Linked DNA regions of Homo sapiens: region 1 is linked to region 2. Evidence: read pairs that join two places in POLR2A ChIA-PET (ENCODE). Cell type or tissue: endothelial cell of umbilical vein. All regions are shown on one strand. Links, peaks and the distances in the headings refer to the core of each region. The heading gives the core; the rest is flanking DNA.

What was found. Peaks named below come from ENCODE experiments on the same cell type or tissue, not always from the same donor. Only the 100,000 strongest peaks of a DNase experiment are listed, where the experiment ranks them.
Region 1: POLR2A ChIA-PET joins it to region 2 with 9 read pairs; 2 of 35 experiments call an interaction of 5 or more read pairs at or near these places.

What each region holds. Positions count from the first base shown.
Region 1 is chr14:85,262,163-85,278,530 of GRCh38, reverse strand. SNORD3P3 (small nucleolar RNA, C/D box 3 pseudogene 3) reads right to left here and starts at 6,599; the gene lies at 6,470-6,599. In endothelial cell of umbilical vein, for the core only: no CTCF peak of the experiment used is centred there; a DNase peak (open chromatin) is centred at 5,220.
Region 2 is chr14:85,190,767-85,207,134 of GRCh38, reverse strand. It overlaps LOC105370604 (a long non-coding RNA gene), which reads left to right and starts at 12,433. Exons shown (of 4, transcript XR_944102.1): 1 at 12,433-13,860; 2 at 14,872-14,915; 3 at 15,706-15,828. In endothelial cell of umbilical vein, for the core only: a CTCF peak has its summit at 11,092; a DNase peak (open chromatin) is centred at 8,984.

The DNA.
Region 1 (16,368 bases), core at 2,673-10,672, 73 kb before region 2:
TTAATGCTGAGTATTGTTCTATGGTATGGTTGTGCCCTAGTTTGTCTAGTCATTCACCTTTGGAAGAGCAGAAGTGTGTGTTTTTAATTACAGCAATTAGGAAATGCTGTATTATATTACACTCCAGTTATGTTATGTTAACTATTAACATTGAGGGGACTGGATGAAGGGTGCATAGGACCTCCAGTTTGAAATGACCTTATGTGAAGAATCATAAGACAAATTATTAGTTAGCCCAAAAATTTTATTGAAGGATCTTTTAAGCATATTTATCACATGTTTTTTCTCTGTATACATGGGGAAGATATAAAACCTCATGCTCTAAACTATAGCTTTAATAAATTTATTTTTATAAATTGTAACTCAACAAGAGTTACAATTGATTTGGTAAAGTGTGCCTTTAAAATGCTTGATCCTGAGCTGTTAGTCTTTCATTATTAATGTACTAATGATCCTGGTGGGTGTGTGTGTGCCCGTGTGTGTTTCCAAAGTGAAATCCTTGAAGGCAGGGCTGAAGGGTACTCATCATCATATCTGCAAGGCCTAGCACGTTGCCAAGCCCCTAAATCAAGCCCAATAACTTTTGTTGAACAAAGTACAATTCCAGAAGTCAAATGCTCTTGACAGAAGCTATTTTCTATGCCCCTATTATGTAGGTCACTTTAAGTTTCTGTTGAAGAAGCAGACACTGTCAGTGAAGTGATTTTGTTAAGAGCCAGAGTGGTAGAGCTGGTGGTATGAAGACCCAATCTTCCTTCCACTAGGTCAGGCTGCATTTCCCAATAAAATTTTGCATCCTTTTTGCAAGTTTTTCCCCGCTGTATTTTAAAAAATGGTTTTTAAGCTGATAAACTAAGAAAATAATCCTTTTCTTTTAGAAAAAAATAAGAAAAATACAGCTGGTCTATATTACTTATTACTTCACTTGGGGGTATGGATGTCTTAAAGACTTCACCAGCTTTCTTACAAAAAGAAAAAAAAGAAGCTATCGCATTTAGAGAAGGAACTGTTTGCCTCCCACAAAGGCCACTTTAGTGGTAGACTTATATTTCACTGGCATCTTGAATATAGCTAGCCCCTCAGTCTAACAAGTACTTCCAGTACATTCAGAGTCTTCTCTGAGCATGGACAGAGCATTAGATATCAATAACAGCGACATATTCAAATGGGATTTTTATCCAAAGCCCTTTCATAATCTGGAGCAAAGAAAGTGACCTTTCTAGGTAAAATGCCCTCATAATTCTCTACTCTAATGTTTTAAACCCAAAGCCTAGTGAAGGAAAGTAATTTAATAATACAGCATCTTAAAATAACTAAGAAATTCCAGCATTCTTGTGTGGCTGGTGAATATGAAGGATAAAATAAAAAGGACCACTAACGTGAAGACACAGAAGTCCTTTCCTACTAGATTTTGTAAAAGACTAAAATAGATCGACAATGCTAGGCTTGAGTATATGCAGAGCAAAAAGTGTTGCTACCTACATTTAACATTCTTAGGATTTTTCCCCCCTCTAGTGTAGAAGATGAAATGACAGAAAGTAGAGCATTATAAGAGTCCCAGTTTCTTGCTTCATCTGAGAGGAGTATTTTTTGTAAGCCAAAAAAGAACATTGAATACTTTGCATGCTAGAAATTCTGTGGCTCAAGGCTGGTGCATTAGACACTGAAGCCCCAGAATTTGCAGGCTAGAGACAAGTGGAAAGAGCAAAGTGTCCTCAAAGCAGTGCAATAGAAAGACGGGACTCTTTTATTTGTGGCCTGTTTATTCCTTGTCTTCTTTTACTGCTATTCCCAAATACAGATTTTAAAACTTTTAAAGTTACTAGAACATATATGCTTAGGCTTCTCTGCTGTACTCAAGATCTTTCTGCGTCTAAGCTTGCAAAATATGGCAAAAGGAATTTGGAAGCTCTCCTTTCCTCCCTTCTGCTATCCTCTCACGAAGGTTTTCAGACTTATCCAAGCTGAGCTGTTATTTTTGATATCAACCCTCTCTAAAATAACCTTTCAAAGATTTTAAGTGTAAATGAATCACATGAGTTCACATACTCATATAAATGGCATTTTTTCTGCAAAATAAATAACACAAATAAGATGAAAGGATAAAAGTGTTTGGTTTACATTTACTGTGAATGAGATCTGGTCCAAAATGCTTAAAACTAATTCCAGCCACCAGCCATCTGACAAGCTCTCACAACTTCTTCTCTTCTAATTCAAAATTTCCGTTCATTGGCACAAACTTTGGAATCAACTCTTCGGAATGAATTTCTATGAATGGTTTGGCATATTTTTGAATGGTATCTACTGAATGAAGCAACTATATGAGTAAAATACACTGCACCTGTTATGAACTGGCTTAAAAAAATACCACCAAGTGCTATAAAAAAGCAATTCTACTGAGTAGGTATGAACGTTGATAAGAGATATTAATATTTACAGTCAGGAAACCTGAATTGAGCAGGTGTTACTAAACTAAATGGAGTGAATTCATAAACTTCCAGCAATAGATCATCTTGCAGTACATCACTTCAGATAAAAAGAAAACTTTCTCTAGGGCAAGAAACCAATTAATGTTCTATAGTTGGATTTTAGATCTAATATCACCAGGTGATACTGATAAGTTACACTGGAGAATGTGTATGAATACGTGGGCATAGTTAACTTTTTTTCAATTAAGAACAAGTGGATTGATGTCACTCTACAGGAAAGGAATATGTTACTAGGATTCTACCCCATAGCTATGCCACATGGTGTCTTCTACGTTGCCCTAAATGAAAAATGTGATGAAGATGCATTTTATTAAAAGCTTAAAGTCTTCTATGCAATACAGCATTTATCTCTTTCAGATATGGAAATGCCAATTCAAAAGGAAAATAATTACTTGTAGAGAATTCATGGTGTCCTAGTTGATCCTACCTTCTACACATTCTTCTGATCATTGCTCTTCTCTCCATTTTTACTTCTGCTACATTAATTCAACTTTTAATATTTTCAAAAGTATTAAATCAATAATTTGGCTCTTTGGAGCTGCCAAAATACTCTTTTCTAAAATCAAATTGTATCCCTCCCTGTATTATATCCTTTAGTAGCTCCTCTAATGTCTCAAGGGTAATATCTGCACTTTTTATCTTTTGGTTTTTGGACCATCCCTATGATAGACACACTAATATTCCCCCAAAGAAGTCTCTACTCTGATCCCCAGAGCCCATAAATATGTCACCTTATATGGCAAAAGGGTCTTGACTTTGTTATCCTGAATGATCCAGGTGAGTCCAATGTAATCACAAGGCTCCTGGTAAGCGAGAAGCAAAAAGCTCAAAATGAAAAAGGAGATTTACCATTTGACCCAGCCATCCCATTACTGGGTATATACCCAAAGGATTGTAAATCATGCTGCTATAAAGACACATGCACACGTATGTTTATTGCGGCACTATTCACAATAGCAAAGACTTGGAACCAACCCAAAAGTCCATCAATGATAGACTGGATTAAGAAAATGTGGCACATATACACCATGGAATACTATGCAGCCATAAAAAAAGAATGAGTTCATGTCCTTTGCAGGGACATGGATGAAGCTGGAAACCATCATTCTCTTCAAACTATCGCAAGGACAAAAAACCAAACACCGCATGTTCTCACTCATAGGTGGGAATTGAACAATGAGAACACTTGGACACAGGAAGGAGAACATCACACACCAGGGCCTGTTGTGGGGTGGGGGTAGAGGGGAGAGATATCATTAGGAGATATACCTAATGTAAATGAGAAGTTAATGGGTGCAGAACACCAACATGGCACATGTATACATATGTAACAAACCTGCACGTTGTGCACATGTACCCTAGAACTTAAAGTATAAGTAAAAAAAAAAAGAAAAAGAAAAAGGAGATTTGACAATAGAACCAGTTTGGAGTAATGCGCCTTGAAGATGCAGAAAAGAGCCCAAAGCCAAGGAATGACGAAGGTCTCTAGAAGCTGGAAAAGACAAAAATATAATTCCTTCCTGAAGCCTCCAGAGGCATGAAGCTTTGCTAACACCTTGATTTTGGACTTCTGACCTTCCAGAACTGTGAGAGAATACAAATTTGTGTTGTTTTGAGCCACTAACTTTGTAGTAATTAATTATAACATCAGGAGGAAGCTAATACAATGTCTAGGAGCTGGGACACCATGGGAGCTCAGTACATATTAGATAAATGAATGAAAAAATTAATGAAGCACATCAGTATCCATAAAACCTTGTTTCTTTATGGTTTTCTCTTACGTGTTGTTGTATTGGATGGCAACTCTGTGAGTAAGATTACAATGAAATAGAGGTTTCCATCCCTGGAGAAATATGTGCTTTCAAGCTGCAATTTGAATATTTGACATGGAAAGTCTAGGTATTTTATTCATCACAGAGATGTATGAGGCATATAAATACACATTGTGGCTGAGAGTGCATTCTCTAGAGTCAGCCTGCCTGGATTCAAATTCTAGTTCTACTGCTAACTGGCTACATAGCCCTGTGCAAGGTTTTCAACCAAGTTATGCCTTAGTTTTCTCTCTACTTAATTCCTACATAAGAAGAATTTTATGAGAATTAAATAAAATAAAACATAAGGAATATAAAACTGTGTCTGGCTTATAGTAAGCACTCAATACATTTTAAGCCTTATTATTATTATCCCTGTTATTATTATTATTTTTAGGTTTTGTTCTATAGGACTCTAATCACATTTTGGTTTTCAAAAGTGTTAAGAACTCAATTGTACTTATTCAACAAACACTCCCTCTGGATATATTTTCATCTAATGGCTTGACAGTTGCTTGTATATAGGCCATATTCTGAAATTATGTTTTTCAATAATAAAAGTGATATCATTTTGATGTTACAATTTACCACTTGGGTGCAGTAAAATGGAAATATTTTCCCAGTAAATTATTTATAGTGTTTGTCATTTGAATTATTCAAAGGAGAGGAAGTTCAGTAAATAATAAGACTAGTGTTCATATCTAGTCTTACTATCCCTGACCGAACGTACTGACTTGAGCAGGATTGTTAAATGAAACACTGTTTAAATGGAAAGTGAAACCCTTGATAGCTACAAAGATCTCAAACAAAAAATTTTCTATAGACAGCTTTCTTTTCATGAATACAATGAGACAATATTTGTATTATTGTTTTAACCTAGTGTTTATGAGTTTGGGGCTTGGCAGTTTTCCTAACTATTGTTCTGTTCCTGATTGAAAACCTGGAATTCATCTACTTTACATGAATTGTTCCATTCAGATATAACAGTCTCTGCAGTGTTTGATTTTACTGGCTTAGGTCATTCACGCTGCTGCTGGTGGGGCTGCGTATGGCAACATAAAATGAACACACGATTAACTTTTACTAAATTACAGACATTGACAGTGAAATGTAAACCATCATATATACTACTCAGATTCAGTTAGTTAAAGAAGACCCCATAAAAACAGCTTAAGTCTGTCTGTTCGTTTTTGTTTTGTTTTTCTTTTATAAAATAAATACTTTTAAGAAATACATTTTAAGCCTTAATGTACACTGATATGTTTACATATGCATATTGCTGTTCTTGTAAGGAACTACTATTCTCTTGACCACATTGTCAAATAAGAAATAGCTATATCTAAACTTTCCAGATTTTTCTTTGATAGAATTATTTTTTCAACCTCATGTATGCAGGACTTAACTAGGTCTGATATTTGATACAATCCCATCTTTCCAGTGGAAACTATATTTTTATGTAAATCTGTTAATTAAAATTTATTATTACTCTTCTTTTTGAACACATTATTTTATCCATTGTTCATTTATTTATTCAATCGTCACTCTTATCTTTTCCAACTTTACACTAAATATTAGACATACACTGACAGTGTCACAAAACCCTGAAGTCAAAAGTTCTGACTGTATTATACCGTTCTCTTTATACTGCATTACCAAAAAAATTATCTTTGCCAAGTAAATTTTACTTTTGCTATACCGAATCAATGTGGGTTGTAGAGAAGCCATTTGGAAAAACACTTGGATTAGAATAATTTTAGGTTTTCTGGTCTGTTGCATACCAAGCAAAGGAAGGTAATTAGCTCTGTGCACCCTGTACATCGTGGGAACATATTTACATAAGAAAATAAACCAAGATGCTTAAAGAAGCAAATACTGTTTCAGTTACCATATTAATCAGCTTGAAATATAGTTTGTTCATATTCTTCTTAGCATAAAAGTATTCAATGTCTCATTACTTGTGATTAAATCAACTACGTTCAATAAACATTTATTAACATCTACTGTGTTCAAGGCATTTTGCTGAGTGTTACATGCCATAGCCACCAGGTCTTAGTAAAACTTGCAATCGGAATATGGGGTTTTGAGGAATGATAGAATAAGAAAAGTAGAGAAAAATAAGTTTAGAAGATAGGTTTAAGTAATATGCTTTGTGTTTTCAATGTAGTATTGGCTGGGAGAATGGGGAAAAGCATCTCAGTGACATGGGTCTCTTTGGATAATTAGCATTTTAGTGCTCTACACGTTCAGAGAAACTTCTCTAGTAACAAACTATAGAAATGATCCCTGAAAGTATAGTCTTGGATAATTAGCATTTTAATGACTGAGATAGAAAGGTGAAGTAGATGGTATTTGATACGGTTTGGCTGTGTCCCCACCCACATCTCACCTTGAACTGTAATAATCCCCACATGTTAAGGGTAAGGCCAGGTGGAGATAATTGAAGCATAAGGGCAGTTTCCCCCATACTGTTCTCATGGTAGTGAATAAGTCTCAGGAGATCTGACGGTTACATAAATGGGAATTCCCCTGCACAAGCTCTCTCCTGTCTGCCGCCATGTAAGACGTGACTTTGTTCCTTAATCGCTTTCCGTCATGATTGTGAGGCCTCCCCAGCTATGCGGAACTGTGAGTTTATGAAACCTTTTTCCTTTATAAATTACCAAGTCCCAAATGTGTCTTTATTAGCAGCGTGAGAACAGACTGATACAGTATTGCAGTGAAAATATTCACCACTTCTCCATACTGGGCCAGTACATGGAGAGGTATTATACTCCTTACTCCATTAAGGTTAGATTTTGTCAAATAACTGCCTTTCGTTAATAAAATGTTCACCATTTCCAAGAAAAAGCTTTCAGAGTCCCACCATCTCTCTGTTCCTTCTGCCAAGTGACTGTTGTGTTCTAGAGAGGAGTTGCTCTATTAGCTTATTCTGAGAATGGAGGGGCAAGGAAAAAAGCCACAGGCAAACATGATAAGCAGGAAATGTGAGTGGGAAATACACCTCTGTGGTTTTAACCCACTGAGGTTTGGAATCTATTCATTACTAGAGAAAAATGTAGTTTAAACTGACTGATACAGGGACAGGACATTCTGGAAGATGCTACAAACACACACAGAAGGCATAGAGACAGAAAACTAAACAGCATTTGATTTAGAGACAAAGAGAGTAAGGGAATTGTGCATAGAAGTGTAGTTTGTATTCACATTGCAGAGGACCCTATGAGTCTGAATGCTAGAACTAGTAGTAGTTAATAACTAACTTAATAGGCAATAGGTAAATAATAGATGATTAAACTAGAAAAATGGCTTCTTAGAGCTACACTTCAAGAAACATTTCTCTGACAGCTGAATGCAGGAGGTATTGCGAACAGAAATGGGAAGTAGATTTTTGGAAAGACTATTCACTTGGCTATATTTACTAAGCACATCTCCTGTGTGTCAGACGTTGAGAGGGGCATAGGTGGTAGAATGAAGAAGCGATCCTTGCTTTCACAAAAGTTACACTTTAGTAGACAAGACAGCTATTAAATAATAAAACAAGTAAATAATATAATTTCCAACTGTTAAAAGTGCTAGGAAAAAAACAGAATGTTATGAGAGTGAATGATAGAGAAAATTTACTCAGGACCATAAGGACAGCTACTCAATGGCTTCTTAAGCAAATAATATCAGAGGAATGCTTAAAACAGGAGGTGATAATTGGAACCAATGGGAATTGCAAGGTTGCAATGACTGTGAAAGGCATTGTGAGGATAAATTCTGCAGACTGATTTGTTAATTTATTTAGTCCAAAGGATAAAAGAAAAAGAAGATGCCAATATGACTGATTTTTTGGGCCTGGATGACTAGGGACTTAGTAGACCCTTCAGCAGAAATAACTATGTTGGGAAAGAGTTTTTAAGAGGAAAAGAGACTACTGGGTGCCAATTATTATGAACCTAAAATACAAATATGAAGGAAAGATAGGAGTGTCCAATGGACAATGGGCAACGTAGGTTTGGAACTGGAGAGAGAGCCTGTGGCTAGGAATATTGACTTGAAAATTGAAACTTTAGTTAAATATGAAATATCTAAGGTAGACCGAAGCTTGAAGTTGAATATTTGGTAGGCTGGGGAATAAATGTGTTTGAAAAGTTGTTAGAGAGGCTAAAGGTAAAACCTGTATAGTATAAAATAGAGTTCATTTGTGTTAGCCTGTCATTTGAAAGGTCAGGAGGTGCAGCCAAAAGAAGTTGGCTTACTACAATCTGGGCTCTGACTATCTCCATCGTTGTGCTCCTGAACAAGATATCTTATTTCTCAGTCAGTCTTATCATCTATAAAATGGAGATAATAAGTTGCATCTTGGTTGGTGCTGGCTCTGAATGTTCATGTCCCCCTCAAATTTGTATGTTAAAATAACCCCCAAGGTGATGGTATTAGGAGGTGGGGATTTGGGGGAAGGGATTAGGTCATGAGGGTAGAGTCCTTATGAATGGAATTCATGCCCTTACAAAAGAGGCCCCAGAGAGCTACCTGGCCCCTTCCACCATGTGAAGACACAGCAAGAAATTGGCAGTCTGTATCTGGAAGAGGGCCCTCACCAGAACCTGACCATGCTGGCACCCTGATCTTGGACTTCCTAGCCTTTAGAACTGTGATAAATATGTTTCTGTTGTTACAGGCTACCCAGCCTATGGTGTTTTCTTACACCAGCCTGAATAGACTAAGGCAGTTGGAAATTTGGGGGAGAATTAAATGACATGACTTATTGAATTATCTCTCATGGTGCTTGGCACATAGAGTAGGCTAAGTGTTACTTTCTATTTCCAACATTGTTATCCAGGACTTCCTCATGTCCATCCAATATATCAACAGTTATCTAGGAATCTTACATTATCTGAATCTTGTCAGAATCCCTTTCATAAGACTCAATTTTAGTCCTATCATTTTTTCTATAAAGTATTTTCTGACTATCCCAGCCTCTTCTGAATTGCTGTATCATATATTGTCTATCTTAGTCATTGGCTCACAATTTATCTTTCATGTCCTGATTCCTTTCCAGATTACAAGTCACTTGCATACAAATGTTGTCTCATATATTTTGAATTCCAGTGAATTTCATGTTATCCCATCTAGAGTGGGAACTTTTAAAAAATAAATATCTCTATTGATATTTTTAATATAGTAGAAGTTCTTTCATCTAACCGAAACAGGACCTGTAGTTAGAGAAATAATAAAAAAATACTATTATAGGTGAAACTTATATAAAATGTAACACATATACCACAACAAGTTTATGTCAGCTTTAAACAAGACCTGCAAAGTGTGTCAGGAAGGCAGTCTTCAATAGGTAAACCCTAGCACGGGTGCTGTTTATTTCCCCAGTGTGGTGTCTGTGAATGCTGGCTGAGTTTGAACATCAAGGAATGAGTGTGTAATAATACATTCCATGTCACTTGAGCTGAAAACTTCAGCATGACTATTGACTCTTCACTTTTTAAAAATTCTGTCCCCATGTCTGATAATCACATACTTCTTAATTTTCCATTTCAACATACATTACCCTCATATAAACACTTGTTACCTAACTCTAAGATCATCCCCACTGCATTGTGACTGGTCTCCTCACATCCAGTATCTCCCTTTTATTCATTGTCCACATTGAGGCTTTTCAAATCATTGAGTATTAAAGTTGATGCATCTTCCCAGCTTTTATCATCTTCTTTGCTTTGAGAACGAACCCGGATACACTGACACGGCAGTTCTGTGTGTCTTTGGACTTCAAGCCAGATATGATTATGGGTCCGAGTATGGACTCTAAGCTCAAACTGAGGCCAAAAAGTAACCTCTTTCAGGGACTTAAAATTGGACAAAGACATCAAAACTGTGAGCCGCTAGTGGCTGTCATTGTTAATGTCTCCCTTCCAGGTGAGACGTTGTGCCAGGAAGATCTTTCAGTGTAGATGGCCAAAACTGTCTAGTTCCTCCCCTTTCCTAGCCTTCATTTCTCAATTCTTCACTTCTTTTCCTCTTAAGTTAGCTAGAGCCAGTTTCCTTATTTGCAACCCCATGAATACTATGCATTTGTTTATACTGTGTAATGTAAGCATAGTTATAATTGTGCTGTTCTCACCATAGATGTTAAATAACTTGTCTTCCATTTAAAAAATTTCAACAATTCTTAGCCAGAATATTAAGACTTTCCATCCTCTTCTTTAAAGCCTTTAGTGTGACCTTATTCCCTTCACTCTCATTCACACATTTTATTTAATTATTACCATATGTGAGTCTAATATGACCCTCCAGAGATGTTGTTCAGAGTGTGAGTCCTGGTGTCATGTAGCCTAAACCAAAACCCTTCTTTTCCAACTTACTAGCTGAATGACCTTGACAAGCTTTATAAATTCCCTGTGCATGAAGTTCTTAATCCCTCAAATGGGGATAACAATGATGGCACCTACTCATAGTGTCATTATAAAGATCAAGTAGTTAATATTCACAAGGATTAGTTCCTGGTACATATTCTGAGTTTAATAAATGTTTCTATGATGATTATTTGTTGTTCCTGAACTAGGTATCTTTCACCCTCTGAATTTCTTCTCATTGTCCTTCTCTATTTCTAAACAGATTAGTAATATCTATTGCTCAAACACAGCCCAAATGGCACCTCCTCCAAAGAATCTCCCTGAGCTGCCAAATCTAACTGATCTCTCCTACGAAACTTTCATTGTACTTCATCACACTGTATTAGTCTGTTCTCATGCTGCTAATAAAGACATGCCCAAGATTGGGTAATTTATAAAGGAAAGAGGTTTAATGGGCTCACAGTTCCACATGGCTGGGGAGACCTTACAATCATCTTACAATCACGGCAGAAGGCAAAGGAAAAGCAAAGGCACGTTTTACATGGCGGCAGGCAAGAGAACTTGTGCAGGGGAACTCCCATTTATGAAACGTCAGGTCTCCTGAGACTTGTTCACTACCATGAGAACAGTTTGGTCAGAAACCACCCCCATAATTCAGTTATCTCCACCTGGCCCCACCCTTGACATATGGAGATTGTTACAATTCAAGATGAGATTTGTGGGGGGCACAGAGCCAAACCATATCACATATCTAATATTTCCTCTGTTCCTGCTGCAGAACGATTTCTGCATTCTATCCTGCTTTATCGTTGTTATATGAGCATATTCCTTTTTTTTTATTCATAGTCTTTAAACTCAGAGGGGTCCATGTCTCTGCCTTGTGTTCTCCACACATAGCACAATGAAGTGAATTTCACAGGTTCAAAAGAAATGTTTGCTAAAAGAATAGCAAGAGAGTAATACTTCACATTTTACCCTCATTCCACCAAGTGAGAAAGAAAGTGTATAAATAGCATCTCTTTTTGATAAAGGAGGGAAGTGACTTACTCAAGTATATTTAATTATTTGGTTACGCATCAGGGACTGAAGACCTGATGCTGATGACTTCTCCCCGTCTACAAGGTTCTAATCCATTCCATTTCTGAGCATAGCCTTTTGTCTAGCTAACACACACTTAGGTATGGTGAGGAATTGGGGGAGTAGTGTTATTGTGATTGGTATTCAGGCTTGAACATAAATTTTCAATTTTAAATGTACATTTGAACAGACTCTTTAGAAGACTGTGGAGAAAGATTGTACTAAAGAGAGAAAGTGAAAATAGGTTTGCTGTATGTCATGGAGAAAGTTCACAAAGTTGTTCTTCTTTAACCTTTCCTTCTAGGATTACCAGGGTTGGACATGTAGGAAAAGGCATTGTCAACTCAGTGTGAGATTAGAAGAAAGTTGTGCCAATTAGGGCCTATGAGTACAGTTTCTAATTAACCCAGGTGTAAAGAGATTTACAGGTCAAAACTAAAACTCATGAATAGGGTGACATGAAGTTTAGCCTGCCCACTATACATACATTCATATTACTGAAATCTTTTTCTTTCTTAGCACTACAGTGTGTCTAATTTGATGAGAAAATAAAATCACAAAATTTACGATCTTTTTGGCTCCTCAGCTGACCTTTTCCCTTATCAACGTTTTTCAGTGGGAGTTTTGGGCAAAACAAAAGTCAGAAAGAAATATTCCATTATCTTTCATTGCATTTTATTGAAATATTATTGGAGACATATGTCAAAATAAGAGGAAACAGGATGTATAAATATCTCACTCCTCTCAGAATGTAGGCACAGTTCAGAAAAGATGAAATCAAAACTAATAAGCTAACTAGCTTATTATTGAATCAAAAACTTACACTCTAATTAAATATAAATAAACATATGGACTGTAATGTTGAACTTTGTCCTTGATTGACCTACTTTAACAGGAAGATGTCTCATATCTTCAATGCCTGCTAACATCTTTTTATTATTGGGTTGCTAGAAATTTCCTTTTTAGAGTTCCACTAACTTTAATTAAAAATAGAACTTCAAAATCTTTCTTATTTTCTTCTTTATTTTTCATTATCCCCAATTTGCCCACAGATCTGTACTCGTGATATCACTATTTTACATTACCCTGACTAAAACTTCATCATGCATGGGTATTTCCGTGCTGATGATATTTTATAGGTCTCATATTCTGTTATGAATCTAGTAATCTTAGCTGCGCAATTGTCTAAGCAACCAGAAGTTTGAAATCATTATGTTGTGACAAAGCCTTGACTTGCTCCTTAAATTATGATTGAACACTGATTTATTCCTCAGGTATCATTGCTATGGCACAGCAGTCTCTAATTGATACAGATAAAAGTAGAGCTCACTTAAATCTTGGGGGAGAGGGATGGGTTCCTGGTGACAAGCAAGAGGGGATGTCCTACAAAAGCAGATTCAGAGGAGTGAGAATATTAATGACATTAAGGTTCTACCTCTGCTTACCCCATTGCTATGTCACCTCAGTTTTCTTTTCCCTGAGTAACCATGAATTAAAATCAGTCACCTGTATTTATATAGCATGAAAATGAAAAGGACCTCATTTTCTCTTCTTATCTTTAACAGCTGCTTAATGGAGATAATCAGTATTATAAAAAGTATTGCTACTGTTTGCCAAATAAACAATTTCATGATCATCAGCCTTAACTATAAACCTAAAGTCTAGGTACAACATAGACATAAGAAAAAAAAAAACCCTATATGAATCTTTGAAATTTGTAGCAAAAATAAATTAAATAAAAATAAATCATAAAAGCCCTACGGAAGGTCAACAGAAAAGCAGAAGCAATGGGTTGTTTTGGTTCACTTAAAAATAAGAAATCATGGGGCTGGGCGCGGTGGCTCACGCCTGTAATCCCAGCACTTTGGGAGGCCGAGGTGGGTGGATCACAAGGTCAGGAGTTTGAGACCAGCCTGGCCAACATGGTGAAAGCCTGTCTCCACTAAAGATACAAAAATTAGCTGGGCATGGTGGCGCACACCTGTAATCCCAGCTACTCGGGAGGCAGAGGCAGGAGAATTACTTGAACCAGGAGGTGGAGGTTGCAGTGAGCCAAGATCGTGCCACTGCACTCCAGCCCAGGTGACAGAGCAAGACTTCATCTCAAAAATAAATAAATAAATAAGAAATCACTAGTTGAACCAAAAAAAATTTACCAGATATAAATGATGGGAATAAGACAAAAGAAAATTCAATACATTTTACTTAAGTATGTATTTAATTTAGTAAATTCCATCAAAAGATGTGTATGTCATGTCATGATCATATTTATTTTCATTTTCCCTGGTAAGTTATTTGTTGCATAACTACAGTCACAGATTTGCATGTGGTTTACGACAAAATGAAGAAGTAGAGTGACACTGGTAAATGTGTACAGAGCAAAAGCAGATTTCTCAGGCCAAATGAAATATTTATCGGCCAAATGAGTTTAGATAACTATGTGCAAGGCCAGATCCATAAGGCTTCAAAATTTTGGATCTCAATGCTGAGAGATCATTTCAGAAGACTCTGTGAAATCAGCAGCATATGCCTTTTTAAGCCTTTCTTGAAAAAAAGACCACTCTATCTGTTGCTTCTCAGAAACACACACCCAAATACTCAACAAATCGGTCTTGGATTTATTCAGCTAATACTGTAGAAGAATGGTATTGCATAAATAAACCATAGCACCATGATCTCAAGCAGCCTAAGCTAATCATGGGTCCTGCCAAATTCAATATATAAATAAATAAAAGCTAACAGAATACCAAACAAATATTCAGTGAGATACAATTCAACCCTGGAATTAAGGTTTTTTAAAAAAGTACATTGTCCTCAGGCAAACTTACAAAAAAATTCGATTTCCTTCTGGCAAATTTATAAGGGAGGGAAGAAAGAATCTTTTAAGACTTCATGGTGGGAGTCACCACATTTAGGAATTTGCTGAAGCCATGATTCCAAAACAATGAGAGCTTTTAGCAAAATCCAGATTTTTAGCACACATCTAAGACTAATAGTAGTCAATTCTGAACTTCAGTTTCCTCTATAAATCGTCCATTTGACAGCTTCATTTGTAAATCTGATATCCCACTCAGCCTCAGCAGGTGATTTTCGAACCCTCTCTGGGATGGTTAATACTGAATGTTAACTTGATTGGATTGAGGGATACAGAGTATTAATCCTGGGTGTGTCTGTGTGGACGTTGCCCAAAAGAGATTAATATTTGAGTCAGTGGGCTGGGGAAGGCAGAGCCACCCTTAACCTGATGGGCACAATCTAATCAGCTTCCAGCAAGTACAAAGCAGGCAGAAAAATGTGAAAAGGCGAGATGACAGGCCTAGCCACCCAGCCTACATCTTTCTCCTGTGCTAGATGCTTCCTGTCCTCAAACATCGGACTCCAGGTTATTCAGTTTTGGGACTCCGACTGGCCCTCTTTGCTCCTCAGCTTGCAGACAGCCTATTGTGGGACCTTGTGATCATGTAAGTTAATACTTAATAAACTCCTATATATATAATATATATATGGATATATATAAAAATATATGATATATATAAATATATATGGAGATATATATTTATATATATCACCTATTAGTTCTGTGTCTCTAAGAGAACCCTGACTGCAGCACTGCAACCCCTTTCTAGGACATCCCTGAAGGACAGTGGTGAAGTGAAGGGAAATCTTCTCTGTGGGCAGAACTTTGAGCAGTGCACCTAGTTGTGCACTTTCCATGGAAGGAGAAATGGCCAGATGTGTGATTATATACTGATTCATGGGCTGTAGCCAATGGTTAGGCTGGATGGTCAGGGATTTGGAAGAAGCATGATTGGAAAATTGGTGACAAAGAAATCTGGGGAAGAGGTATGTGGATGGACCTCTCTGAATGGTGAAAAACTGTGAAGATATTTGTATCCCATGTGAGTGCTCACCAATGGGTGACCCCACCAGAGGAGGATTTTAATATTCAAGTGGATATGATGACCCATTCTGTGGATACCACTCTGCCTCTTTCCCCAGCCACCCCTGTCATCGCCCAATGGGCCCATGAACAAAGTGGCCGTGGTGGCAGGGATGGAGGTTACGCATGGGCTCAGCAACATGGACTTCTGCTCATCAAGACTGACCTGGCTACAGCCACTGCTGAGTGCCCAATTTGCCCGCAGAAGAGACCAACACTGAGCCCTCGATATGGTACCATTTCTTGGGGTGATCAGCCAGCTACCTGCTGACAGGTTGATTATATTGGACCTCTTCCATCATGGAAAGGACACTGTAACTGACACTTACTCTGGATATGGATTTGCCTGTCCTGCACACAGTGCTTCTGCCAAGACTACCATCCATGGACTCACAGAATGCCTTATCCACCCTCATGGTATTCCACACAACATTGCCTCTGACCAAGGCACTCACCTTACAGCTAAAAAAGTGCAGCAGTGGGCTCATGCTCATGGAATTCACTGGTCCTACCCTGTTCCCCATCATCCTGAAGTAGCTGGATTAATAGAACGGTGGAATGGCCTTTTAAAGTCACAATTACAATGCCAATTAGGTGACAATACTTGGCAGGGCTGAGGCAAAGTTCTCCAGAAGGCTGTGTATGCTCTGAATCAGCATTCAGTACATGGTACTGTTTCTCTCATAGCCAGGATTCACGGGTCC
Region 2 (16,368 bases), core at 4,079-12,078:
AAGTGGAAGAAATAAATTTCTGTTATTTAAGCCACTCAGTCTATGACATATTCTACAGTAGCCTGAACTCACCAAGACAAGACTTTTCATTTACATTTGTTGCATCTATTATTTTGGTCTGTTTATTTTCTGTCCTCTCCATTTATTGTGAACTTCACAAGAACACATATTTTAGCACCAACTTTCTTTGGATTCTCAGCACCTAGGATCGTAACTGGCACATAAGAGTTCAATGACTGTTTGTTGCATTGAATGGATGTGTGATATTTCAGACACTGAGCAAGAAGCAGAGGGAATAAAGGTAGGATAATTCTTAATTAAATAATCCTCATGGGGTTACAATCTAAATGTGGGAACTGCCTCATAATTACCTACTTATATATCTGTGGGAACATTGTCTGAAATGCTTTCAGAATTAGTTTACCCATTTAGAATTTATTTTGTGCTATGTATTATTCTATGCTTTAGCTATATTGACTCCTTCTTTAATATTTATATGTAAATTGCATGTCATAGGTATACACATTATTTCCACTTGATGATAAAAAACTTACCCACAAAGGAAGTTACACATTTTATGTGATGGCAACAGCTTTTAAGGGGCAGATATGGGACTTAAGCCAAGGCAGCCTGACTCCAGGCTCAACATGCTGAATGATACTGCTCCACATTTAATATGATGAAGGTAGGGTCTAGGAAGCAGGCAGTGGTGACATTCTATAGGTGATGTTTTAACTCAGACACCATATAACATTTTTGCAACAAACAAAAAAAGTAATAAATCTATTATTGTTTAATGTTTTTAACTTTTCAAACAAACAAGGTCTTATATAGGAGAACAGAGGCTCAGAAGAATTACGTTTTTTTCCAAGTGTGATAATTTATTTGAGAAACTATTTAAGTGTACTCCAAATATTTGTGGAACATTTTGCTTGGCACTAAAGATGCACAAAGTAACAAATATTACTCTTGTCCTCTAAGGGCCCAACATCAAATAGGACATTCAGATTTACTCCTTTAACAAGTCATTTCTTGAGTGCTGTTACGTGTTTGGCACCGGAGTTAGAATAGTGCACCAGGGATGTAAGGCCTAAGGATCTTGAAGAGGCAGGTAAACAGTGTAATATCCTTAGAGAAAGTTGGCAGGAATGTGAGTTTGCTTCAGACACAGCAGTGAGGAAAGGTCTCTCTGGAGTCATGAATGAAAGCTGAGATAAGTAATAAAATAAATGTTAACAACTTTATCAAATAAAGCAACACACGATATATATGGGATACTGACGTCACATAGTTTATAGGCAAATGACCCTTGATGCATTTCATAAAAATACATCTTCATTTTGCTGACCAGTTCTAACACTGAATGTTTATTTGGAGTTGTAAATCTTGGATGCATTTGACGATTATCAAACTTTTTTTTTTTTTTTTTGAGATGGAATCTCGCTCTCCAGGCTGGAGTGCAGTGGTGCGATCTCGGCTCACTGCAAGCTCCGCTTCCTAGGTTCACACCATTCTCCTGCCTCAGCCTCCCGAGTAGCTGGGACTACAGGTGCTCGCCACCATGCCCAGCTAATTTTTTTTTTTTTTTTTTTTTTTTGCATCTTTAATAGAGACGGAGTTTCACTGTGTTAGCCAGGATGGTCTTGATCTACTGACCTCGTGATCTGCCCACCTCGGCCTCCTAAAGTGCTGGGATTACAGACGTGAGCCACCGCGCCTGGCCCAATAATTAGCAAACTTTTGAAACATAATGACATTCATTTAGGAGAAAGCATTTAATCCTTGTTAGAGATAAAACACCACTAGGGACACATATTTTTATGTTATGTTTGGATTATCAATAGGTAGCTATTATTCTATATGTCTCTTCTCTGTGTTTGCCAGGCCTAAGATTTTTGGGTTAAGGTACACAATATCAATGCCGTGCGTATCATGGTGAAGCAGGATATTTCCTAGGCCCTTGGCAAGACTCGTGACAGGGGAGCCTTGTTTATTCAGCCCGCCACTCTCAACTCCTTGCGGGAAGGAGTGCACAAACTAACGAGTATGGAAACGGGAGTAAACGAGTGCTGGAACTGACTGGCCACTTTGGTGCCACTGGGATCAAACTCCACTAACTTGGACCCACTGCATTCTACCCTTCATGGGAGGGAGCGCACAGGGGAGCAGGTGCAGGAACCAGCCAGATACGTTAGCACCAGCAGGAGCGAACTCCATGCAGGCCCTGTGGCAGCATCCAGGTGTGGGTGCCTGCAACTCCCGAAGCCCCAGAGGGAGTGTTACAGTGCTCTTTTAGCTCTGCCATCCACCGACGGCTTAAGTGTTAACAGCTCAGTGGACCCTTTGCCTTTTTCACTGAGATGGCTGCCCTCTGCCAGTGAGGGCAAAAGGCCAGTGCAACAGGTTTTTGTATCTGCATTCATGGCCCCTGAGCTCTTGTCCAGCATCCAGGAAAAATGAGGTTGCACAAACAAATTGAAGGATGGTAAATGTGGGGGATTTTATTGCCTATGAAAGTGGCTCTCAGAGGAAGGGGAGCTAAAACAGGGATGGGGTGTGTAGGTAATCTTCCCCTGAAGTCTGGCCATCTCTGGTCTGATTCTTCTTTGAAGGTATTCTGTCTAGCTGTCCCTCTGAAGTCAAGGCACTTCTCTCTGACGTCCAGCCATAGTCCCATCTACAGGCTGAGTCTGGGGTTTTTATAGGTACAGCATGTGGTAGGTGGTTTAGGAAAAGACAACATTTGAGTGGGAAAACAGGGATATAATTTCACACTTGGGGCCATGGTTTTAGGCTTTTCAGCTTGAGGGTAGAGTTTCACCAAGGACCTGCTGTTTTCTGTCTAGAATTTCTCTGACCCCAGTCCCTATCAATGGGATTATTGTAATCAAAAACATTTTTAGTTCATTATGCATTGGGGCAGAAGTAGATTAGTTAAATTATACAGAGCCTTTCAAAAAGAAAGTGTTTTAGAAAATTTGAAAACTATGCAAATGCCACGTTTCCAAAATTAAATAATAATACCTTCTGCAGAAAACTAATTATAAATAATTAGGGACAGCTAGTTTATTGGGAAAGAGATAAATCAGTACACTTACTAGGGATATGTGTTTTAGGTGAATGATCGATGCTTTTGTTTAAAAGCTAAAATAAGGCTAAAATGGGGGCCAATTATAATCTTTTAAGAAGGAAGACTAAGGCTGGGCACGTTGGCTCATGCTTGTAATCCTAGTACTTTGGGAGGCTGAGGCAGACGGATCACCTGAAGTCAGGAGTTTGAGACTAGCCTGGCCAACGTGGCGAAAACAATTCTCTACAAAAATTACAAAAATTAGCTCAGCGTGGTGGCGTGCACCTGTAATCCCAGCTACTGGGGAGGCTGAGGCAGGAGAATTGCTTGAACCCGGGAGGCAGAGGCTGTAGTGGGCTGAGATTGCACCATTATACTCCAGCCTGGGTGACAGCAAGACTCTGTCTCAAAAAAAAAAAAAAAAAAAAGAAGGAAGACTAGATAATATTCAGGAGTCACTCTCAGGGAAAAACAAAACAGAAGACAAATTATTCTCTTTCTAATTTAACAAGTTGATACCTGGAAGAACCTTGGACCATGAGGCACCAGGGAATGTGTGAATTTGCTTAAATGTGTTAAATCTTTACAGGAGGGAATGCCTTTAGACCTATATGATTTTAATATAACCGGAAGTATAAGGTCACCCAAATCCAGGAAATTTAGATCGGAGATCTAGTTTTTTGAAACCTCTAATAGTATAATTTTGTTGAGATTCAGTCTTCTTTAAACAACTAATAATTTACACAGTTTTGGGGCCACATGCCAACCAAGGAAAAGTGGTTATTCAAGTTCCAACGATAAAAAGAGTTGTATATTTATCTTCCCCACACAGAAAGCCAAAAAGAAGCGATAGGAAGGAAGCGACACTGTGCCTTATGAAAGTTTGGTTATGAAAAACCTTCTAGAGAATTAACTTTGAGTCAACATTCCCTACTCCTGTTGTTTTGAGAAGGTAAGATTTTTTTTTCTCTCTCTCTCAAGGCACTTTTCTTAAGTTTGAGAAAAGTTCACTCTATATTTTGGGCTTATATAATTTTCTCCAGGCCCCCAAATTAGCCCATGATTGCTTCAGTATTCATGTTCACTTGATGCTCGTAAGAACCTACCAAGGCCACGGTGTATAACATAATCCCCTTAATATTCCTTACATGTTTTTAAAAAGAAGGGCAATGAATCATTTTTCAGGGATGCTTAACCAACTGAGAGAACAGACTGGATGGAGTTCATTCCTCTTAAAAATGTTGAGAATTCTAAATAGAAAATCTGAACCAGTCCAAAGAATTAACAAAGCATATGGTACTTCCACTCGCTACATAAAAGAGCACTACAAAGAGAGTCACGACACAGGTATTCAGGATTGGGCTCTATATCATGAGATATGACTTCACCTCACTGAGCAACCCTATACTTGTTTATAAAATAAAATCATTCAGAAGAGTTTCTCAGCCTAGACACTCCTGACAATTGGCGGCTAATTCTTTGTTGTAAAGGGCTGTCCTGTGCATTACATTGTAGGATGTTTAGTAGATTCCTGGCCTCTCACACTAGATGCTGTACCACTCCCACTCAATTGTGACACCCAAAAATGCCTCCAGGTTTGGCCAAATGTTTCCTGGGGAAATGGGGGAAAAGTCATTCCTGCTTGAGACCTACTAGGCTAATAATCTCTAAGCCACCTTCTGGCTCAAAGTTTTTGTAAATCTAAATAACTGGACCCCAGCATTAAGGCAACTAACAATATTTATTCAGAGCCTATTCTCTTCTTGAAAAATATGACAAGAAAATCACGAATACGTTCCAGTGCAGAATATTACTGGGGTCAAAAAGGACTTAAAAAATTGACTTTCTGCAAGAATCTGCAAAGGGAAAAACATAAGGCCTCTCCAATGGAGATATTTTCAATCTTTGAAGGAGAATTGGAAAAGTAAGTATAAAATGACAAACACCTTTGTATCTACTGACCTTTTCTGATACTCATCAGCCCTTACAAATGCCTGAGCAGGAAGAACAACTTTCCTCTTAGTCCTGTAGATGAGGAGTTCATTGAGACCCCAACCACCAGCTTCTCAGATTGTCTTGGGTCCTTTGCATTCAGCACTCAATCACATTTGCATACTTTTGACATCCTCTTAGATAATTTCCCTGCTGTGCCTGAGAAGCAAATCATACTATTCTAGTCTTTCTTGTATTTACATGCAGTGCTACCTTTGCATTTTCTCTAGCTGTGAACGCTGTTTTCTTCTCCCTGGTGCTCTGATTACTTGATATATTCATGACATTGGTACTCGGATCTTTTCCCCACTCTGGTGTAAGGTGGAGAGGAGAGAAAGCACCGAATAGGGTCTTCGTAGATGATTGCTGCTTTCAACTTAGTTCATAAGCAGCTACTTCATTCACCTCAGTTTCCTCCTTTAAAATAAAATGATGTGTTTGGATTGAAAGATCTCAGTTTGAGATCACCGTATGTCTGAGATTTTCTTGCACAATCCCTCATATTTGTATTCTAATTGTGAATGTATCTATGACAAACTGTATTCTAATTTTGAGATAGTAAAGCATGGTCAATATATTACTAATTTATCCATCTTCTTTTCCAGATCTAAAGAAATGTGACCCTTGTGAGGCCAGAAAGGTTTGGATATTATTCGTGTTTTATTTTAAAACAAAGAGAAACCGTGACCTTCTTTGGAGGGAGAGCTGGGATTTTTTGTTTTGTTTGTTTGATCATTTCTTTGTATGCATTGGCAGCTATGATATTCGTGAAAATGTTTTAGGATCTCAGAAGAATTGGGATAGTGTTGCTCTTGTGCCATAAAGCTAACGGGATTGTGGTTATGGCTAGCCAATACTTGTCTGCAAATCCTACTAGATTCAAATGTGGAGGATTGAGGTCTGGAATGTTTCCATGTAGAGTCCATGTTTACGAAACTCCCTTCTTTTGGACAAAGACTTATTTTGTTGTTTTTAATGGTAAAATCTACATATAGTTAATCTATCTGTCTCCCACTCCAGGTAAGGGGATTAATCTGTTTAGTAGTAAATGGATGCCTTCTGAGAGCCAAGAAGTTTAGCCAATGGGTTCATTTTCCAGTTTTAATGATGAAATACAGATACAGTGATTGAAGCCACCTTGTGACATTTTGGGAGCCAACATCATTTTTCTTTTTAGAAAGAAAGAAATACCTATGCTACTGCTACTCTGCCACTCCTGCCCCCCACCCTGGTGAATGTTTTATTCATTTATCATGCTAGTAAACATATCTGTACAGCCTTTAGATAAAAGTGGAAACATCAGTCTGTGTAGCTAATCTTTGCTTTCTTCCTAGTGGGAAAAATATATTTTTTCTCAGTTTTATCAGCAACAGAACAACTCTGCTTCTCAATAACTTCCCAGCACTTCTTTCTCTCTATCCTCCTCCTTAATAAATAGACTCAGTGTTGAACACAAGGCTTTTACACCTCTATTAATCTTGGCAGACAGTGGGGATGCTGAAACATGCTGGCTAAAAGGAAAGAAGATGCCTTTTCATGTGGCCTTGCAATGCAAACATCTTGGCAGTGTTCAGTTCCTCTGTCACTTTGAACTTACAGACATTCTTACTAGAGTTCCAATAGCTTTCTTTCCACACGGACATTGATGCTTTAGTGCAGGATCTTGTAAATGGTAAAAAACACATTTTAAGAGGTCCCGCAAGTGAAGACAGAGATTTGTTTTTTTTCTAATTGGAGGTGAGGGGACCTCTGCTTTACAAGTAAATTAAAAATTACTTGCTAATTCATTCCATAGAAGGCTATTGTTTACAAAATTTGATCAAATATAATCACTGATATGGTTTGGCTGTATCCTCACCCAAATCTCATCTTGAATTTCCACATGTTGTCAGAGGGACCCGGTGGGAGGTGATTGAATCATGGAGGTGGGTCTTTCCCACCCTGTTCTCGTGATAGTGAATGAGTCTCATGAGATCAGATGGTTTAAAAAATGGGAGTTTCCCTGAACAAGCTCTCTGTCCTTGTCTGCTGCCATGTGAGGTGTGCCTTTCACCTTCCTCCATGATTGTGAGGCCTCCCCAGCCATGTGGAACTGTAAGTCCATTAAGCCTCTTTCTTTTGTAAATTGCCCAGTCTCAGGTATGTCTTTATCAGCAGCATGAGATGTCCTTAAACCAGAAATGTCCAACATGTGACAGAACACTAAGGTTAAGAGAAGACATATATTCGCTGGAAAAACAATGAGATTTTTAGAAAAAAAATTATGATAATTTTTATTAATTCAGGTAGTTATATAATTTTGATCCAAACTAATTTTTTTTTTAAATAAGAGGGAGCACTGTGAATTAATATGTTGACAAAAGAGGTATAATCCAAAATAGCCCCAGAATAATTCATTTGGTCAACAGGCCAGAGGGGAGGTCTCTCTTTGCAAGTGGTTGGCTGAAAAGCAAGTTTAAGGCATAAGATACTTCTTCAAGTTGAAGAAAACATATGTAAGTTTTACCAGAATCCTTTTGTGTTCTAGTCATTTTCCTTCTCTGAATAATATCAAACATACAATAAGACAAATCTTAAAAGCATAACACCCCTTTAATTGTACAGAATATTCTTCAACTGAGAGAATTACAAAGGATGTGACAAACTTCATAAACCAAAAGACCTATTTCTTATGAGTAAACACTGGCAAATCTCTTCACAACCAGTTGTTTTTGTAGAAGAATAGCTTGCACTTTTAATCATGTCTTTTTCTACATACTGTGCTTCGTTGGGTGAAAATGTAACCTGTCTTTAACGGCTACATTAAGGAAAAAGGTTAGGAAAGTAACCAGAGAGAGGGGCAAATTGAGGATATTCCGCGTCTAATATGAAACTTGAGTATGAGCGAGTACGCTGATCCCAAATGCTATATGCAGTAGTAGCCTAGGAAAAATAATCATTTCACCTGGGACAACTTTCCCCTTTAAGTCTGCTTGTATATATGGACATCCTATTAAATAATAAAATATTTTATTCTCTTAATTTTTTACTTTACAAGAGACAGACCATTCATTCACTATTCATTTAACCAGCCATTATTTCCATAACTATTTTGTGAACACCTACAGTGTACTTGAAACTTACTGAATATAGGTATACAATCCCTTACTTGTAATTTTAAAATCTAAAACACTCTAAACATAAAAGCTGTTATAGCCTATGTGGGGACAAAACCTGACCTGTCCTCTTCTGGTTTTGTGGTGAACTTGACAAAAGTTGGATATAAGAGTATTTTTAATCTTTGTCTGGCCTCCTTGGTATAGTTATATGTATAGTTATATATATACACACACATATGTACATACACACATACACATATATAATGTGTATGTATATATAACTATATGTATACCTCTGTATATGTGTATATATATGCAGAATATATATAATCACATATTTAATAATGCAGAATTATTAATATGTTTTACTATCGTCCAGCCCAGATCTTTCTGGGATCTTATGTAACATGTAGTATATGCAATCTGAGAAATTCTGAATTCCAAAATACCTCTGACTTCAGGAGTTTTAGATAAGGGTATGGATCTATAGCTTTCGTAATATTAGGAGGATAAACCCCTAGAACTCACATTTCACTCTTAACAAGAGAAAATATCTGGAAAGCATGCCTCATTCAAAAGTTCTCACCCAGACATGTATCCCTGTGAGGTGTTGTCTGCATGTGTGTGGCTGACAATTTTTTGAGTCAAAAGAATCCAATTCTCTTTCTTTGAAGAGCAGTGGACCCCCACTAAGAAGACACAGCAACATCCTGTCAAACAGTGGTGAGCAGTCTCTGCCCATGTGGTCTAAAATAAAAATAATTGAAACATGGTGTTACTGAAGTTTCCGGCTTCCCTTCATAGTCAAAGAAAGGAAAAGGACAGAGTGAACCGGGTAGGGTTTCAGATTTCAGGCTTCCTGGATCTCAGACATGAACCAGATAAAGAGTCTAAAATTCAGACGAGCGAAACAAAAGGACTCAAGTGTTATCAAATGGAGAAGAATGTGGTAGTTGATGGTTCATAAATATATCATGAAGTGGTGCTTCATTCATACTTTGTTCTCTCTCTAGGATTCACCAACTTCTCACAGCTGCTGGAGGGTCTCAGGTTGCTGAATTAATACACCAAAAGTCACAATTTGAATCGAAAATGAACTGCTCTATTGAATACATCCATCATGGCTGAAAATATCTTTGGAGTTCACAAGTTACAAAAACACCCCTGTCTCAAACCATTGAACTACACATGAATCATCTTGTGTAATCTTGTCATTTTGGCTTGGATATTTTCTAACTCAATTGGCAGAACAAGGAAAGACAGTGCATTTGAAGAATTGCATACATAGAACCATACGAAAGCCCCAAATGACATATGCAATAGTGCTATTCTAAATAAAAGACCAAAGCTGATTGTCTGGGACAAATTTTGGGTTCCAAAGGTAGTAGCTATGCGTGGATTTACAGAACCACATCAGGGTAAGATGAGTGAGTCTGGAATTCTTTTTACTACAAACACTTTAGTGAAACCACAGAAGCAGTTTAAGTGACTTCGGAAAACAAAAAACAAAAAAACAAAAAAAAACACCTTTCTTATAAATGGACTAACATAATTTTTTTTTTTTTTTTTTTTTTTTTTTTTTTTTTTTTTTACTTTAAGTTCTGAGATACATTTGCAGAACATGCAGGTTTGTTACATAGGTATACAAGTGCCACGGTAGTTTGCTGCACCTATCAACCCATCATCTAGGGTATAAGCCCACATGTCTTAGATATTTGTCCTAATGCTCTCCTTCCCCTTGCCCCCACCCAACCCTCCAACAGGCCCTGGTATATGATGGTCCCCTTCCTGAGTCCAAGTTTTCTCATTGTTCAATTCTCACTTATGAGTGAGAAATTTTTTTTAGATTTAGATTTAGATTGAAGTAGCTTCAAATTAGAGAGCCTTCTAATCCACGAAATAAAATGACAAGTAAGTCATTCCAACATATGGATTACAATAAAAGATAAGCAAAGATGAAATAAAACAAGAAAGTGCTTTTCATGTTTTCTAATTTGATCATTCTCTTAAGTAATATGAAAAAAAGAATTAACTGCAATAAAGAAATCAGTTGAGATGGAAGAGAAGCCAAAGAGTGACAAAGATTGACAAGACAACCCTTCATTGTAAGTAATTCGCTAGGATAGCTTGGATATTTGGTCTACCTGTGGAAAGCAATAGAAAATAATATGAACCAAACATAGTTGAATTTGTCCTTGGTGTTCATGTGGATTTCAGTGTTAATGCAAGACTTCACACCTACAATATTATGTAACACTCCTAAAAGATAGTGCTCATGGTGTCACAATAGAGATTTCACATGTAATATTGTAGGCATAGAATTGAATCCATAGCAGCCATGTGTGTGTTAGGGCTTTCTGAATACTGTTGATTAGATAGAAGTGGACATAAACCTTAAATTATGCCTCTCTTGTTCCATCTTCTGGGAAACTGAGATTGACACCTAAAGGCAGCCCATCTCTTGAGCTGAGGAGATGGAAACCCAGCAGCTGTGAGAAAGAAAATAAGTCTGAATCAGGGCAGAAGAAGTGGAATGAGACAGAGAGAAGGCCAGGACACAGGAGGTGTTATCTAGATTCCTGTTCCATCTCCAAGTTTGGCTAATTACCTGCCTTCGTGTTTCGTAAAACATTCCTGTATCCTTATATTTCTTTTTTAGAAAAGTAACTGTCAATCAAGAGGCTATCATGGACCATCTCTGGGCCCAGATGAAAAGCCCTTTCCCATTCTTGATACTCCTGGCAGCCTCCGTCCATCCACCTTGCCCACAGCCTATGCCCAAGTATTCTTTCCAAGGCAGTTATGAGAAACATTTGGTGCTTTTACTTTAGTGCTCAGTCTCCCAGTTTTTTGAAGGTTCCACTGAGTTCACCTTCACTGGTGGTAAATGGCATTGCACTGCCTCTAGAGGTCATCTTGGAAATAGGTACAAAATATTTTAACCCAACAAAATATTCTCACATTACAGCAGAACTGTTCTTTTTGCCTTATTCCAGGAATCCCTGGGGCTTGAGATTGGGATTGTTGTAGCTCTGTTTCTGTGTTTCTCAGGAGTTTTAACAATTCCTCCAGGAACAAGCAGTGAGAAAATGGTTGAGGCGGCAGACATAGGGGAAGGGAAGTCAATTAGTTTCACTGGTTACTTTCATACCCTATTAGTTTCTTCTCCCAACTGACTGCCTCAGGTATCCTCAACTCTCTTTCCCTCTCCTGCACAAAACTCCTCTGGGGCACTCATCCCATGGTCATTTGAATGCCATTATTTTTAAGAAAATGTTAATATTTACTGACAATTTACTGTGTATTAGGTACTGGCTAAAAGCTTTTATTATTAATGTATTTAATTTTTTTGAGGCAGGAGTAAGGGGATATTTTGTAGATGAGGAAACTAAGGCTTAGATTAATTAATGAAGGCATGTATTTATAAAGTGAAGGAGGCCTGTCTGACAGAAGAACCCTAGTAAATCCTTTGTCACTGAGTGATTTAAATAAAACGAAGTCATTACCTCGTTGCCAAGTATTAGGCTGTTTTTGCACTGCTATAAAGAAATACCTGAGACTGGGTAATTTATAAGTAAAAAGATTTAATTGGCTCATGATTCTGCAGGCTATACAGGAAGCATAATGGCATCTGCTTGTGGGGAGGTTTCAGGAAGCTTCCAATCATGACAGAAGGCAAAGGGCGAGCAGGGCATATCACGTAGTGAGAACAGGAGCGAGAGAGAGTGGTGAGGAGGTGCCACACACTTTTTAAAATGATCAGGTCTTCTATGAACTGAAGGCAAGAGCTCATTTATCACTAAGGGGATGGCCCAAGACATTTGTGAGGAATCTGCCCCCATGATTCAAACACCTCCCACAAGCCCCCACCTCCAACACTGGAGATTACAATTCAACATGAGATTTGAGAGGGGACAAATATCCAAATTACATCACCAAGATTAACTTAAATCTTACTAATGTAAACTTTACCTTTACAATTAATTTGCTGATACATTCCATCTACATCTCTCTTTCTCTCTTTTGGAGGCAGGGTCTTGCTCTGTTGGTCAGGCTAGAGTGCAGTAGCACAAACATGGATCATTCCAATCTCCACCTCTCAGGCTCAAGAGATCCTCTCACTTCAGCCACCCAAGTAGTTGGAACTACAGGTGTGTGAAAACATGCCTGGTTAATTTCTGTTTTTCTTGTTTGTTTGTTTTGTTTTGTTTGTAGAGACAGGGTATCACCACTTTGCCCAGGCTTGTCTCAAACTCCTGGGCTCAAGTGATCTGCCCAACTCGGCCTCCCAAAGTGTTGGGATTACAGGTGTGAGCCACCTCACCCAGCTTCGTTCCATCTCTTATACTTAAACAGTTGCCTCTTATTTCCTGCCTCAGCCCTTTTGGGGTTTCTACAGCTGATTCTACTAATGGCTTCCATCGACCAGTGCAGGCTTTTCTCATTTCTTCACTCATATCTTGTAGAATTTCCTTTCTGGGGTCTGTGGTCTTGTCATTATCATATTCTCAGATACTGGATTCTTATGTTGGGTTCTTGTGTTTCTTTTATGTACTTATTTATATATGCTTTCCTTGGTGGGCTCTGGTGCCTTTTAGGCTAACTAACTGAAAAACAATGTATCCACAAAATTAAAATGCACTTTTCCAGTCCAATTGACCCAAACAGAATTATACCACCAAATTAGTTTTACTAGTTTTCTGTTTTTTTCAGTGATATCCAGGGTCCTGTCTTAAGCCTTAGCTCTTGGTGGTTCACTTACCCCATGTTACAGTTTTGTTACTGCATTATAAGTATCCCCAAATCTCAGTGGCTTAAAACAACAACCATTTTATTATATTTCATGAGTTTCTGGGTTAGGAGATTAGGTAGGGCTTGGCTGGGCAATTCTTCTTCTCCACGTGGTCTTGACTTGGTATTTAGCTGGCAGCTGAGCTAGCCTGGTGGGTCTAAGGTAGCATGATTTAGTTGCCAGGCACATTGCCAGAGATGGCTGCCTGGCTGAATGGCTGGGCTGGGCCCCTTCCTTCTCCATGTCATCTATAACCTTCCCACATGATATCTTTAGAGGAGTAGATAGATTTCCTACATGGCAGCTTGGGGCTCCAAGAATAAAAGTCTTCTCAGAGTCAGGAAGTAAAAGCTACCAGTCTCTTAAGGCTAAGACCTGGAACTGAGACATCATTTGTGCTGCATCCTATCAGTTAAAGTAGTCAAAGAGCCTGCCCACATTCAAGAGGAAAAAACATAGGCCCCTCTCCGTAAAGGGAGGTATCTCAAATAATTTGTGGCCATCTTTAATCCACCATATCCCAGCAAAGTTCTATTCTTTGACAGCAGGCTTTTTAGGTAGCGTCACATTTTCAGCAACTATTGCTACTGCGTGCCTGTCTTCTGCATATTTCCTGGTTGCCTAGATTACGATGTCATGAGGAACTGATTAGGCCCTTTGCAACTGTGTCTTACATGAGCCACTGTAGCTCAGTCCCATCCCTTAGCTTGTTCCTCTCCTGCCCAATCAGAAAGTTATGTTTTACACCCAAGCCAGCTTCCGTTGTGACATCACACATAAAATGTGCGTAAAATGCTTACATCAATTGCATTGGCTCCTAGAATTCAGAAATTGCAGTGACTTAAACAAGAGAGTCATTTGTTTCTCTCTCACATAAAAGGAATTTGAAAGAACAGAGTCAAGATCAGGTATGGTGACTTCATGTTCAGGCAACTTCTTGTCTTTTCTATCATTCTTCAAGCATGGCTTCAATCCTTACTGTTACTTTGTGGCTGTTGACCCTCCAACTCTCACAACAAAGTTCCAGGCAGAGAGGCAGGAACAGGATAATAAGAGGGGGCAAAAATGCCCAAATCATCTGTCCATTCACTTGAGGAGCCTTCCTGCCTAGTTTCACCCAACAGCTTCTGCTTACTACTTCTTGTCCAGCTGTTACTACAAGAGAGGCTGGGAAATGTAGATCTTCATTTGGGCGTAAAATAACTAGTGAAAAATCAGGGTTCTTTTACTAAGGACAAAAAGTGGAATGAATTTTAAGTTTTTTTTTTTACAAAGCTCTAAATTGGGATAAGTCTTACCTAGAGTTTAAGAAAGGAATTACTATCCCAATAACTTCAGGTTTTAGGAAGATCCATTACTGTATTGCTTCCTGGAATTGGTTTATGAAGAAGGGTTTTGCTGTGAATTTTGACAAATGATTTTTTTTTTTTTTTAGACAGACTCTCACTCTCTCACGCAGACTGGAGTGCAGTGGCGCGATCTCGGCTCACTGCAACTTCTGCCTCCTGGGTTCAAGCGATTCTCCTGCCTCAGCCTCCCAAGTAGCTGGGATTAACAGGCACCCACCATCACACCCGGCTTATTTTTTTGTATTTTTAGTAGAGACAGGGCTTCACCACGTTGGCCAGGATGGTCTTGAACTCCTGACATCGTGATCCACCCGCCTTGGCCTCCCAATGTGCTGAGATTACAGGTGTGAGCCACTGCACCCGGCCGATATATTTTCTTAACCACTAGACATAGTACAAAGAGCAAATATAGTACCACTATAGTATATTGTTAAAATAATGATTGAATTTTAAGTAATGATTAGAACTAGTGATTACTGAGTCCTAGCACTTAACTCTGTTACCCAATTAATTTCTTACAAAACCCTATGTGATTTGTAACAGTATGATTATCTCTGTTTACTGTTGTAGATAATAAAGCTCAGAGAGGATAGCCACTTCCTCAAGGACACAGAGTAAGTGAAGCAAGCCTGGACCTGAGCCCAGGCAGTCTGCATCCAGAACCCAAGCTCTTAGTCATTATACCAAACCACCTGTCTTGAGACCTGTCTTGTTATGCCTAACATCTGAAAAAGGAATTTAAAACTATTTCTTGTTAAATTTTTTTCTGGCTATTAAATCTATGATAAGTGAGACCAACAAGCACTTCCAAATGATTGCTGGTACTTATATAGTTAACATTGTTCCCCTGTGTATCATTTTTTTTTCTTAAGATGGAGTCTATCTCTGTCACCTAGGCTGGAGTGCAGTGGCGCAATCTTGGCTGACTGCAACCTCTGCCTCCCAGGTTCATGCTATTCTCCTGCCTCAGCCTCCTGAGTAGCTGGGATTACAGGTGCATGCCACCACGCCCAGCTCATTTTTGTATTTTTAGTAGAGATGGGGTTTCACCATGTTTGTCAGGCTGGTCTCGAACTCCTGACCTCATGATCTGCCCACCTCGGCCTCCGAAACTGCTGGGATTTCAGGCATGAGCCAGTGTATCATCTTTTAGCTCTGCATCTAGTGGCATGTTTTGGCACAATTCCTAGTGCAAAAGGATGCCAAGTGTAACGTTTCTTATTGTCTCTGAAAAACAAAACAAGAAATGCCAAGTATTCACCCATTCCAAAGCGAGGTGTTAGCTCATGTAGGCATGGAAGGGAGCTTTTCATTCTATTATTAAAATTAAGGTTGGACAAAACCAGGATATATGGTCACCCTACATTATTAAAAACTAATTTTGCAGCCTTTGCTTATCTTCAGTGTTGCAGATGTTGTAAAGGGTGAACACTGTACCATTTAAAGGCTGAGAGATTAGAGAGAGAAGACCACTCGGAGTCAGAATTACTAATGTGCTTTCAGTCTCCTGCCACTTAGTAGATGAAGGTAAGACATGTGCTACTCCTTTACGTTAAGCCAAGAGAAATAGAAAGAGGTAAACAGCATAATTTAAAGCATAATTTAAAGACTCACAGTTCTGTGAGGAGACCGAGGCCCTGCTGGTCTATGTCAATCTTCCTTGTATTAATAGATTTAGAACCAAATAACCATGCTGGCCCAGGCCCTGGCCCTGGCCCTGCCAACATTTCCTTTGGCCCCGTTTCCTCCCTCAGGTAATACATTTAAATATTGTCTTAGCTAAGATACTTTGAGGGGTGGAATTGAGCTGGGAAAAGAAACACAGAGGATGAAGGAGAGAAGTTTCAGGTCATAGTTCATCATCAGGTTAAGTTGCTTAACTTTGTTATCAGGTTAAGTTGCAACAGAATCAGGGCCACCACTGTTCCTACCTGCCCATAAGCATCCTTGCTCAGCACCTCACCTCTGACAAGCTGTTTGCCAGGGAGCGATAGCCTAATTATATAGGATCTACAGGCACCTTCATTCCTTGATCCTTCCATCCCAACTCACAGTTCTTTGATTCAG